Regions from separate parts of the Homo sapiens genome. Here region 2 is linked to region 1. A link is an interaction called in ENCODE POLR2A ChIA-PET data of the cell type or tissue named here. Cell type or tissue: OCI-LY7. All regions are shown on one strand.

Region 1 (5,000 bases):
CTCAGCCTCCCAAACAGCTAAGACTACAAGCGTGCACCAGCATGTCAGGCTAATTTTTATTTTTATTTTTTGTAGAGACAGGGTCTCACTATGCTGCCCAGGCTGGTCTTGAACTCTTGGCCTCAAGCATTTCTTTGCATTTACTAGCCAAATTTTTTTTACTCTTTTTTTTGAGACGGAGTCTCGCTCTGTCGCCCAGGCTGGAGTGCAATGGCGCGATCTCGGCTCACCGCAAGCTCCGCCTCCCAGGTTCATGCCATTCTCCTGCCTCAGCCTCCTGAGTAGCTGGGACCACAGGCGCACGCCACCGTGCCCGGCTAATTTTTTATTATTATTATTATTTTTAGTAGAGACGATGTTTCACCATGTTAGCCAGGATGGTCTAGATCTCCTGACCTCATGATCCACCCGCCTTGGCCTCCCAAAGTGCTGGGACTACAGGCGTGAGCCACGGCACCCAGCCATTCTTTTTACTTTTTAAAGTTACTTTTCTTTTATTGACTTGTTGCAAATATCTGCCTCATTTTATCCCTTATTTTTTAACCTTATGCTTTCTTTTGCTTTAATTTTTATGTAGTCAAAGCTATGACTCTTTTCCTTTACGGTCTCTTTATTTGCTTACTTAGAAAGGCCTCCTCTACCCCTAAAATTATAATAATAGTTTCCTTCATTTCTGTCTAACACTTCAATGGTCTTTTATCTTCAGATCTTTAATCTCCCTGGAATTTACTTTTGAGTTTGATATGAGGTAAGGATTTATTTTTTTCCCAATTGGATAACCAGTCATCCTTAGGTATTTATTGACTAATACATCTTTTCACATTTGATCAGAAATACTTCTTTGATCATATATTAAATTCCCACATATATACACATGCTTGCTTGTCTCTGGAATCTATTTTCTTGGTAATCTTATTGTCAGGGAAATCCGCCATGTCATATCTCTACCATATTTTGTCACTTTGCCCAATATATAACCCCCTTTGCTCACTTCTGGTCCTGCACTTCTATTTTTATACATGTTGCTTCCTCTTCTCCACCAGACCACCTGTGTACTACATATCATTCACCTTGTAAACCCTCTGAGATCTTGTTGTGTAGTTACTTAATTACTCAGCCTCTTCTACTTCCTCCCTAACTGAAGCCTGGCTCTCCCCAGGAATACCACACACCACTTCCCCTACAACATGCTCTGAGAGGCAGCCACTTCCCACATCATAGGGTTGAGATATGGGGCTGCTTCTGGGTCATCCATTCCACCACCACCAAGTAATAAAACACCTTTCTTCTGTGGTTCATGTCATCCAGCTGTTAAATCTTCAGCTCTCCTTGTTACAACACTCTGTAGCTTCCTGATCACTTCTTTATTCACTTAATTTTTTTTTTTTTTTGAGATGGAGTCCTCCTCTGTTGCCCAGGCTGGGGTGCAGTGGCGCGATCTCAGCTCACTGCAATCTCCGCCTCCCAGGCTCAAGTGATCCTCCTACCTCAGCCTCCTAAGTAGCTGGGATTACAGGTGTGCACCACCACACCTGGCTAATTTTTCTATTTTTACAAATTAGACGGGGTTTCACCACATTAGCCAAGCTGGTCTCGAACTCCTGACCTCAAGTGATCCCACAGCCTCAGCCTCCCAAAGTGCTGGGATTACAGGTGTGAGCCACCATGCCCAACCTTATTTACTTAATACTTTGGATCCTGTTGCCCAGTATTCCTCTCCACCTCAAGGCTGGCTATTATCCTAGATGATTTTCACACCCAAGAGGAAGAACTAACCCATGTTCTGGCTTAGCAGTCATCCAACAACATCCTCCTCCTCCTCCTCAACCACCCTCCTGTGGTTGCCTTTTGGACCTTCTTCTCCTCGGAAGTGTTCAAACTCATTCTCCCAAGCTCTAGTACTACATAGCTAACTGTTTGCTTGATACCTCATAGTCAACACGTCAAAATCAAATTTACTTTTCATGATTCTCACTCTACCTCTCAACCTCTTAATTTCACTGTTTTTTTTTTGTTTTGTTTTTTGAGATGGAGTTTCACTCCTGTTGCCCAGGCTGGAGTGCAGTGGCGCACTCTCGGCTCACTGCAACCTCCACCTCCTGGATTCAAGCGATTCTGCTGCCTCAGCCTCCAGAGTAGCTGGGATTACAGGAATGCACCACTATGCCCAGCTAATTTTGTATTTTCAGTAGAGATGGGGTTTCTCCATGTTGGTCAGACTGGTCTCGAACTCTCGACCTCAGGTAATCCACCTGCCTCAGCCTCCCAAAGTGCTGGGATTACAGGTGTGAGCCACCACGACCACCAATTTAGCTCTTTTTACTCCTTCCCTTCCTCTCCTACTATTTTCCCTATCTTTGTTAATGGCAGCACGAGTGAATGAGAGCCAACATTCAAACTGCTAAGTCAGAAATCTGGGAGTCATCCTCAGCACCCTTTCCCTCCAACCTAACTCCCACTTCCAAGCAGCCACCTCCTAAATCTCTCTTCAGTCTTTCTAGTTTTCTCTGTCCTTACAGCCATCAACCCAACTTCAGCCACTACTCTCTCTTATCTAGACCACTGTTGGCAGCCTTTTAACTGGGTTTCCTGCCTCTAATCCCACTCTACAGCAAGCCCCAATGTAGCTAGAGTTTAGTCACATCACTTATCCTGTTGACTGGACTTTACTGGCCTTCTTTGACCTTAGGATAAAGCTCCATTCCTTACCAGGGCTTATTAGGCCATTTCATGACCTTTCCATCTATCACCTCTTTAGCTTCAGAACTTGCTGATCCACCCTAGAGTTGTGTACTTCAGCTAGACACCTTGAGTTCCTTGAATATGGCATGAAGGCTTCTCGCCTGTAGGCCTTTTCCACGCGCAGTTCTTTCTATGCGGAATACTATCTTCACCCCCACTAACTTCTACTTTTAGATCTCCTTCAACAGCTCTCTAGGAAAGCCTTTTCAATGTGCACTTTCTCCTTTTCCCCCCATACACTTAGGTCAGGTGTTCCTCTTCTGCACTCCCAAAGTACCTTGTGCTTCAGTTATCATAGAAAAATATCACACTCTGTCTGTATCCCCACTTCCAGAAACTGTAAATTCTTTAAGGACGGGGAAGTTCAATTTAATATTCCTTGGACCTAGTACTATTGACAATTAAAGTTACTTAATAAATACTACCTGTACTAAGAATAGATGGGAGGAAGGAAGAAATGCTACTGGAATCTGGTAACAATGGGCCAGGGATCAAAATATTCATAACCTGAGTGCTTATGAGTAACTAGATGTTAGAAGTTACTACCTATTTGAAGTAATTAACACTAAGATGTGATTAGAGCTTAATCCTGCCAGAGGCCAGTAGTTTTCCAAATTGCTAACTGGACTGACAAAGACGTGTATGAGTATATTACAAGACTGTACAGTGACAAAAGCAAAATTTATGCATGACTGGAATTTCTGCTCCATCCCTACAAGCTGTGTAACCCTGGGCATGTTACTTAGCCTCTATGTCTCCATTCTCAAAGATTGGGATAACACTGACCTCACAGAGCTGTTTATGAAGATTAAAGGGCAATAACATACATCAAGTGCCAGACAATAAATGCTAGTTTCCTTCCGTGTTCTACTTCCCTTTTCCCAATAAGACAGTTTTGCCCCAGCAAACCTCGACTCTCTCATTTGGCCAGAGGAGTCCTGGGGCAGGGTCTCCTATGGCAAAGCCACACTCTAGGAGCAGCTTCCCTGAAGGGTTTTTCATGAGCCTCTTATAGGAGACTGAAGGCTTCACTACTGTGAGATGCCATTCTGTATATGAACAGGCTGACACTTCAAAATACAAGAGGGACATGGCCTTAGAACTCTGAATCTCCCCCAACCTAGGACTGCAGCTCCAGGCAAAACAACAAAGCCACTAATGTGGAATCCTAGTTACAACAAGGACAAGGTTGAACAAACAGTAAGTAGTTAAACTTTTCATGCATAACAGTGTACCTAGTAAGGCATCTCTCTTACCCCCTCAATCCCAAGAGCTTTACAAAAGAAGGGGAAGGCTGCTTAATGACAGCTGACAAACACCCATACGTCCTGTATTTTTGAGTATACGCTTCCACAGAAAGGAGCTCTACACCACACCCAAGCCTAACCAGCCTCAAGATGTGGACACAACAATAGCATACAGCAGTTGGCTGGGGATCAGGGCTGAGTGTGTGGCCAGGAAGCTTAAGCAAATGCCACAGCTTGAAACAGGAACAAAGGACAAGAAGAGAGAAGACTCAAGTTCCTGACCCAATAATGGGTTTTATTCATTACAGCCAGGAATACAGAAGAAAATATAATCCATTTCTGTATTACAATGGACTGTAAACATGTAAACCTTGAGACAGCTCACACCACAGAAAACTCTTCACACATACACCTCTCTGACCCCTACAGACCCAACCTCCTTTCTTCAGCTGACTTTGTTGTCAGTGGCTCCAAAAAGGTCATGGAACCTCTTGAGGATGATGCAAATTGACTCTATTTTATCACTTATTTTCAGGACCAGTAGAAGAAATTTAGGAAACTGCAGAAACATAAGAGTGATCCCTTTCTTTTGTTTTTGTTTCTAGGTTTTTGTTTGTTTGTTTGTTTGTTTGAGACAAGGTCTGGCTCTGTTGTCCAGGCTGGAGTGCAATGACACGATCTCAGCTAACTGCAACCTCCACCTCCTGAGCTCAAGCCATCCTCCCACCTCAGCCTCTGGAGTAGCTGGGACTATAGGCATGAGACACCATGCCCAGCTTTATTTCTTAAAAGAAGTACTGGTAAGGCTGTAAAACTCCTTTCCCTCTATATAACAACAGGAAAGGGATTGAGGCTTATGCCTTGAACAGGCTAAGAAACAGACAACATGCCCTAGCATGAGACGGTTAAAAACAAACAACAACAAAACGACAAGGTATCCATTGTCAAAAACCTTCCAATGCTATGCTTCTCGCTCCTGTTTGGAGGTAAGGAACTGGGGTAGAAGGAAAT
Region 2 (5,000 bases), 150 kb after region 1:
AGCACATTTAGGGAGCCCTTGCCCTAACCATATTAAATAAAAACATGGTGGTGGAAACTAGGAATCTGTTTTAACAAAACTTACCATAGTTACTTTTGATAAACCAATAACAGATTTGGGAACTTGTGGCTAGAAACAATATTTGGCACTAGCAACATCAAGTTATACTCCCTCCCCTCTGTTTTTTCCCTTTTTGCAAGTTGAGGCTCTTAACAATTCCTGAAATAGTTTACCCCAAGCACCCTATCCAGTGGTAGAAAATACAGTGTACTGGATGCCACAAAGTTATAGTCATGCAATTTTAGTTAATAACAGGAGACTTAAGTCTCTTGATTGATGGAGAGACTTAAGATTTAGCTTATTTTACATATAGCTAAATCTAAATTAGTGACTTTATTTCAGTTGTAGGCAAATCCTCTTGTTAAAACTTGTTTTTAATTTCTGAGTTCTTTTAAAAAAAAAGTTTTACATCACATTTCTAAGAGCTGGAGATGACAGTGTCTCTGTTTTCTGTTTTCTCTACAAATAAACGTATAACTTAGGATCAGTTAAAATATTTCTTTTCACATCTTAACTCTTATAGATGGGTGGTGTCTATCAGCAGTGCTCTGTTAAAGACAGATTCTTAGGGGAGTGTGGGTCCAGAGAAGTAAGGAGTACCTAGATTAGCAAAATGTACTAAGGTGAGTAAGTGAGTGTCTGTATCTTTGGCTTTTGGAGGGGAGTATGCATGTGTGTAAATTTTTCTGTAACAAATGGTACTGTCGAAAACAATTGACATACATTTCTTTCATGACACTATTTTTATACAAGATTACTTTAAATCTGTAGCTAACTACGGTCTGCTTGTGGTGAAGTAAAGTGGTTTTAGTCCACAGAGATCTTTTTTGGAAGGTTATTTGATGTAGTAAAATTATATATGAGATAAAAATAAGCAGACACATGTTTGAGTTCCACTTCTGCTATTGTAACTAGCTCTTGTATCTTTGAATGAGTCAGGCCTTGCTGACTTCTTAGGCCCCGTTGCATTTTGAGTTAAAATTTTGTGCACAAATAGTGAGCTCACTAGTTTCATGGGAAATGGAGATATTTGTGACAGCATTGAATGATAAGGCAGTAAACTTTGGTTTTATTTCATAGTGGTAACTTTTCTTTCTTGAAATAGCAGCCTAAAAGTATGCCCTGTAAACTACTATGTGGTACAGTATTTTTTCATTTTGGTTAAATATCTCTGAAGTATCCTTCTAACTTAAAAGTGATTTGAACTCATTTGAACTATTCAGTGTATAAGGTATTAAATTATTTTTTTAAAAGAGACTGGGTCTAACTATGTTGTCCAGGCTTCACTCGAACTCTGGGGCCTGAGATCCTCCTGCCTCAACCTCCTGAGTGGTTAGGACTATAGGCACATGCGATCGTGCCTGAGTGTTGGAAATTTTCCTTTTTTAAAACAAATTTTTTTTTTTTTGAGTCAGAGTCTTGCCCTGTTGCCCAGGCTGGAGTGCAGTGGTGGGATCTTGGCTCACTGCAACCTCCATCTCCCAGGTTCAGGTGATTCTCGTGCCTCAGCCTCCCAAGTAGCTGGGACTACAGGTGTGTACCACTACACCTGGCTAATTTTTGTATTTTTATTAGGGACGGGTTTTGCCTTGTTGCCCAGGCTGGTCACAAACTCCTGAGCTCAAGCAGTCAGCCTGCCTTGGCCTCTCTAAGTGCTGGGATTACAGGTGTGAGCACCCTGCCTGGCTGAAATTTTGATTACATTTAGTGTGCTGATGTGGCAGTCTGCTGAAATTATTTTTTTTTTGCAATTAAGACAGCGCCGGATTTACTATAGTAACTTACTTTCTGTTTAATTTCTTTTTGGCTTATTTTTAATCCTAAAGAAACCTGACATAGTAGTGTGGCAGACTATGTTTAAATAGTCTTGATCTTATCATTCAAATATATTTCCTTAGAGGAATAAAGAAATAACTCTAGGGATGGAAATTTGGGTGGAGTATTGTGGAAATTTAACTTCAACCTAGGAGTTCACTAAATGTCCATGAAGTGCTATTACCTTAAAATGACTTTTTTTCCCCTCCTTCTTTAGAATCCAGCAACTATCACAAGAATACTCCTTAGCCACTTCAATTGGGATAAAGAGAAGCTAATGGAAAGGTAAGGAACTATATTGTCAGCTTTGTACTTAGAAGTAACACAGAAAGCCTATTGAACCGAATTTACAAGAATCAAGTAAGGGAATTGATGAATATACCAGTATGTGGACAACCCAGTGTGCAACTAGTGACTGCTTTAATTTCTTGTATTCCCCTTTTGTAAATTTTGCAGTAAATTTAATGTTAGGGAGTTCAGTCTTAGTGTTTCTTTTTATTTGGGAGTATGTGTGTTTGGGGGTGTGCTTCAGTATCTTCTACATATATCCTCTTGGGTACCAAGAACTGAAAGCAGGTAGAGAAAAAAAGCACCTGATAACATTCTTGGAGTACATGAGTAAGATCCTCCTTTAATTACTTAAAAAGATTTCTTGCTCATCCGGGCATGGTGGCTCACGCCTGTGATCCCAGCACTTTGGGAGGCTGAGGCAGGTGGAACACGAGGTCAGGAGATTGAGACCACCCTGGCCAACATGCTGAAGCCCCGTCTCTACTAAAAATACAAAAATTAGCTGGGTGTGGTGGCGTATGCCTGTAGTTCCAGCTACTCAGGAGGCTGAGGCAGGAGAATCACTTTAACCTGGGAGGCGGAGGTTGCAGTGAGCAGAGATGGCGCTACTACACTCCAGCCTGGCAACAGAGCGAGACTCTATCTCAAAAAAAAAAAAAAAAAAAATTCTTGCTCACAAACCTTTAACCTGTTATTAGTAGCATTTATTCAGTAGAAACAAAATTGAGAAGTTGCTTAGGCTTTTCTGGCCACCAGACCAGGTGCTTGGACTGGTTCTCTGGTTTCAGGGCAGGATTCTATTCCATTGGGTTTTTAAAAATATTTTCTTTCTGAAAATCTTTATAGTTTTAAAAGAGAAGAAATTAGTGGGACTGGAGAATGACAGTATTAATGTCATTCTTAATCTTGTTCTGCTCTTTGGTTTGGAAATTTGTTTGAATGGAAATTTGGGACACTTGTTAATGGTGAGGTTGACAACTTATGTTTATTTCATTATCAATTCTAAATTTAATAAAAAATTAAACCTAGTTGTTGGGAACTGACAACCCATATATTATAGAAATAAATGGAAAGTATTTCCCATTTGATTTTAAAATTCAGAGAGTACTTTATAAAACATAAATAATACCGAGAATATCACCCCATTTCATACACCTTGTATCTATTAAATTACATTGTAAATAATATCTATTGTTACTATTAAATTACAATTTAATAGTAACAACTATCTCAAAACAAACACATACTGTATAAAGCTTTCCCATGGTTCATGAAGGATAACATGTTCAACTAGTTTGATTTTTCTTTTTATGCATTCTGACCATGTTTTTTTTGTTTTTTTTTTTTTTTTTTTTTTTTTGAGACGGAGTTTCGCTCTTGTTGCCCAGGCTGGAGTGCAATGGCGTGACCTCGGCTCACTGCAACCTCCACCTCCTGGGTTCAAGCGATTCTCCTGTCTCAGCCTCCCAAGTAACTGGGATTACAGGCGCCCTCCACCATGCCTGGCTAATTTTTGTATTTTTATTAGAAATGAGGTTTCTCAGTGTTGGTCAGGCTGGTCTCGAACTCCCAACCTCAGGTGATCTGCCCGCCTCAGCCTCCCAAAGTGCTGGGATTACAGTTGTGAGCCACTGTGCCCAGCCCTGACCGTATTTTTTGACATCAGTGGTGTTTCTTAATTTTGGTAACATTTACTTTCAGGTTTTTTTATTTGATGACACCTCTACTAGGAGAAAGAGTTTTTATCGTTTACTTGTGAAACTCTAATGAATTAACACTGATTTACTCAGAGTTTCTCTCATATTAATGTATTTCTCCAAGACATTCTGAATTTTATCCTATAACACTGCTGAAAATATTTTTCCATTAAATATTGTACTTAATATTTGTGTACTATTGGATTTAATGTTGTACTAAATTTTGTACTTTATATGGGAACTGTAGCTTCTGCTCAGTTTTTCTGGGAACCTTAAACTGTCTAAAAAAATAGGTGGTAAGTGTGAATTTAAATTAAAAGGAGGTTTCTGGGAAACTTCTGAGTATGTGAACGTTTCAGTTTCTCCTTGTAGTTTCTGTAGAGAAGCTATTGGATACCTAAAAGATTTATAATTCAGTCTTTAAATAGTGTCTTTAAAATCAATATGCAATATCTTTTTGTCTCATTTAATGATTTTCACATTATATTTTATGTTGTCTGCTATTAGCACTGCCACACTTTTTTTTTTTTTAAAGCATTTGACTGATGTATCTTTTCCATTTTTTAAATATTCAACCTTTCTGGGTTTTAGGAGTGTCTTTTGTAAATACCATGTAGGTGCCGTTTAAAAAAATCTGAATGAAAAAACTATTATCTTTTAATATCAGAGATTAACATATTCATGTTTTATAATTAATGTTTAGATTAAATTACTGTCATTTTAAGTTGTGCTTTATATTTGTTATGTTTTCTGTTCGCTTATTCTGTTGGCCTCATCAGATTTTCCTTTTTCTCGAATAATTTCAAATTTATATATGTATTCTATTTCAGTTTTTCTAGTCACTTTTACAATTTGTACATGCCTACTTACAACTATATAAAAGTTTCTAACAATATTTACTTGAAGTTTTAATCCATCCTCTGTACAAGACAAAAACTGTAGCATAAATTTTTTTCTTTGTCCTTTCCTTGTCCCTATCAGCTTGATAAGTTGATGTTTGAATTTTTTTTTTTCTTTTCTTTTTGAAACAGGGTCTCACTCTGTCACCCAGGCTGGAGTGCAGTGGTGAGATCATGGCTCACTATAGCCTTGACCTCCTGGACTCAAGCAATCCTTCCATTTCAGCACCCCCAGTAG

The links. ChIA-PET counts read pairs that join two places held together with the same protein. Peaks named below come from ENCODE experiments on the same cell type or tissue, not always from the same donor. Only the 100,000 strongest peaks of a DNase experiment are listed, where the experiment ranks them.
Region 2: POLR2A ChIA-PET joins it to region 1 with 5 read pairs; 6 of 35 experiments call an interaction of 5 or more read pairs at or near these places.

Annotation. Positions count from the first base shown.
Region 1 is chr15:72,364,936-72,369,935 of GRCh38, forward strand. All of the region lies in intron 1 of HEXA (hexosaminidase subunit alpha), which reads right to left. Among named protein-coding and RNA genes, the nearest start is that of HEXA, 8.6 kb to the right of the region's middle. RefSeq lists an enhancer at 1,250-1,399. In OCI-LY7, no CTCF peak of the experiment used is centred here; no DNase peak of the experiment used is centred here; H3K27ac peaks cover 977 bases.
Region 2 is chr15:72,515,975-72,520,974 of GRCh38, forward strand. ARIH1 (ariadne RBR E3 ubiquitin protein ligase 1) reads left to right here. Exons shown (of 14, transcript NM_005744.5): 2 at 2,093-2,160. Among named protein-coding and RNA genes, the nearest start is that of ARIH1, 44 kb to the left of the region's middle. In OCI-LY7, no CTCF peak of the experiment used is centred here; no DNase peak of the experiment used is centred here; H3K27ac peaks cover 519 bases.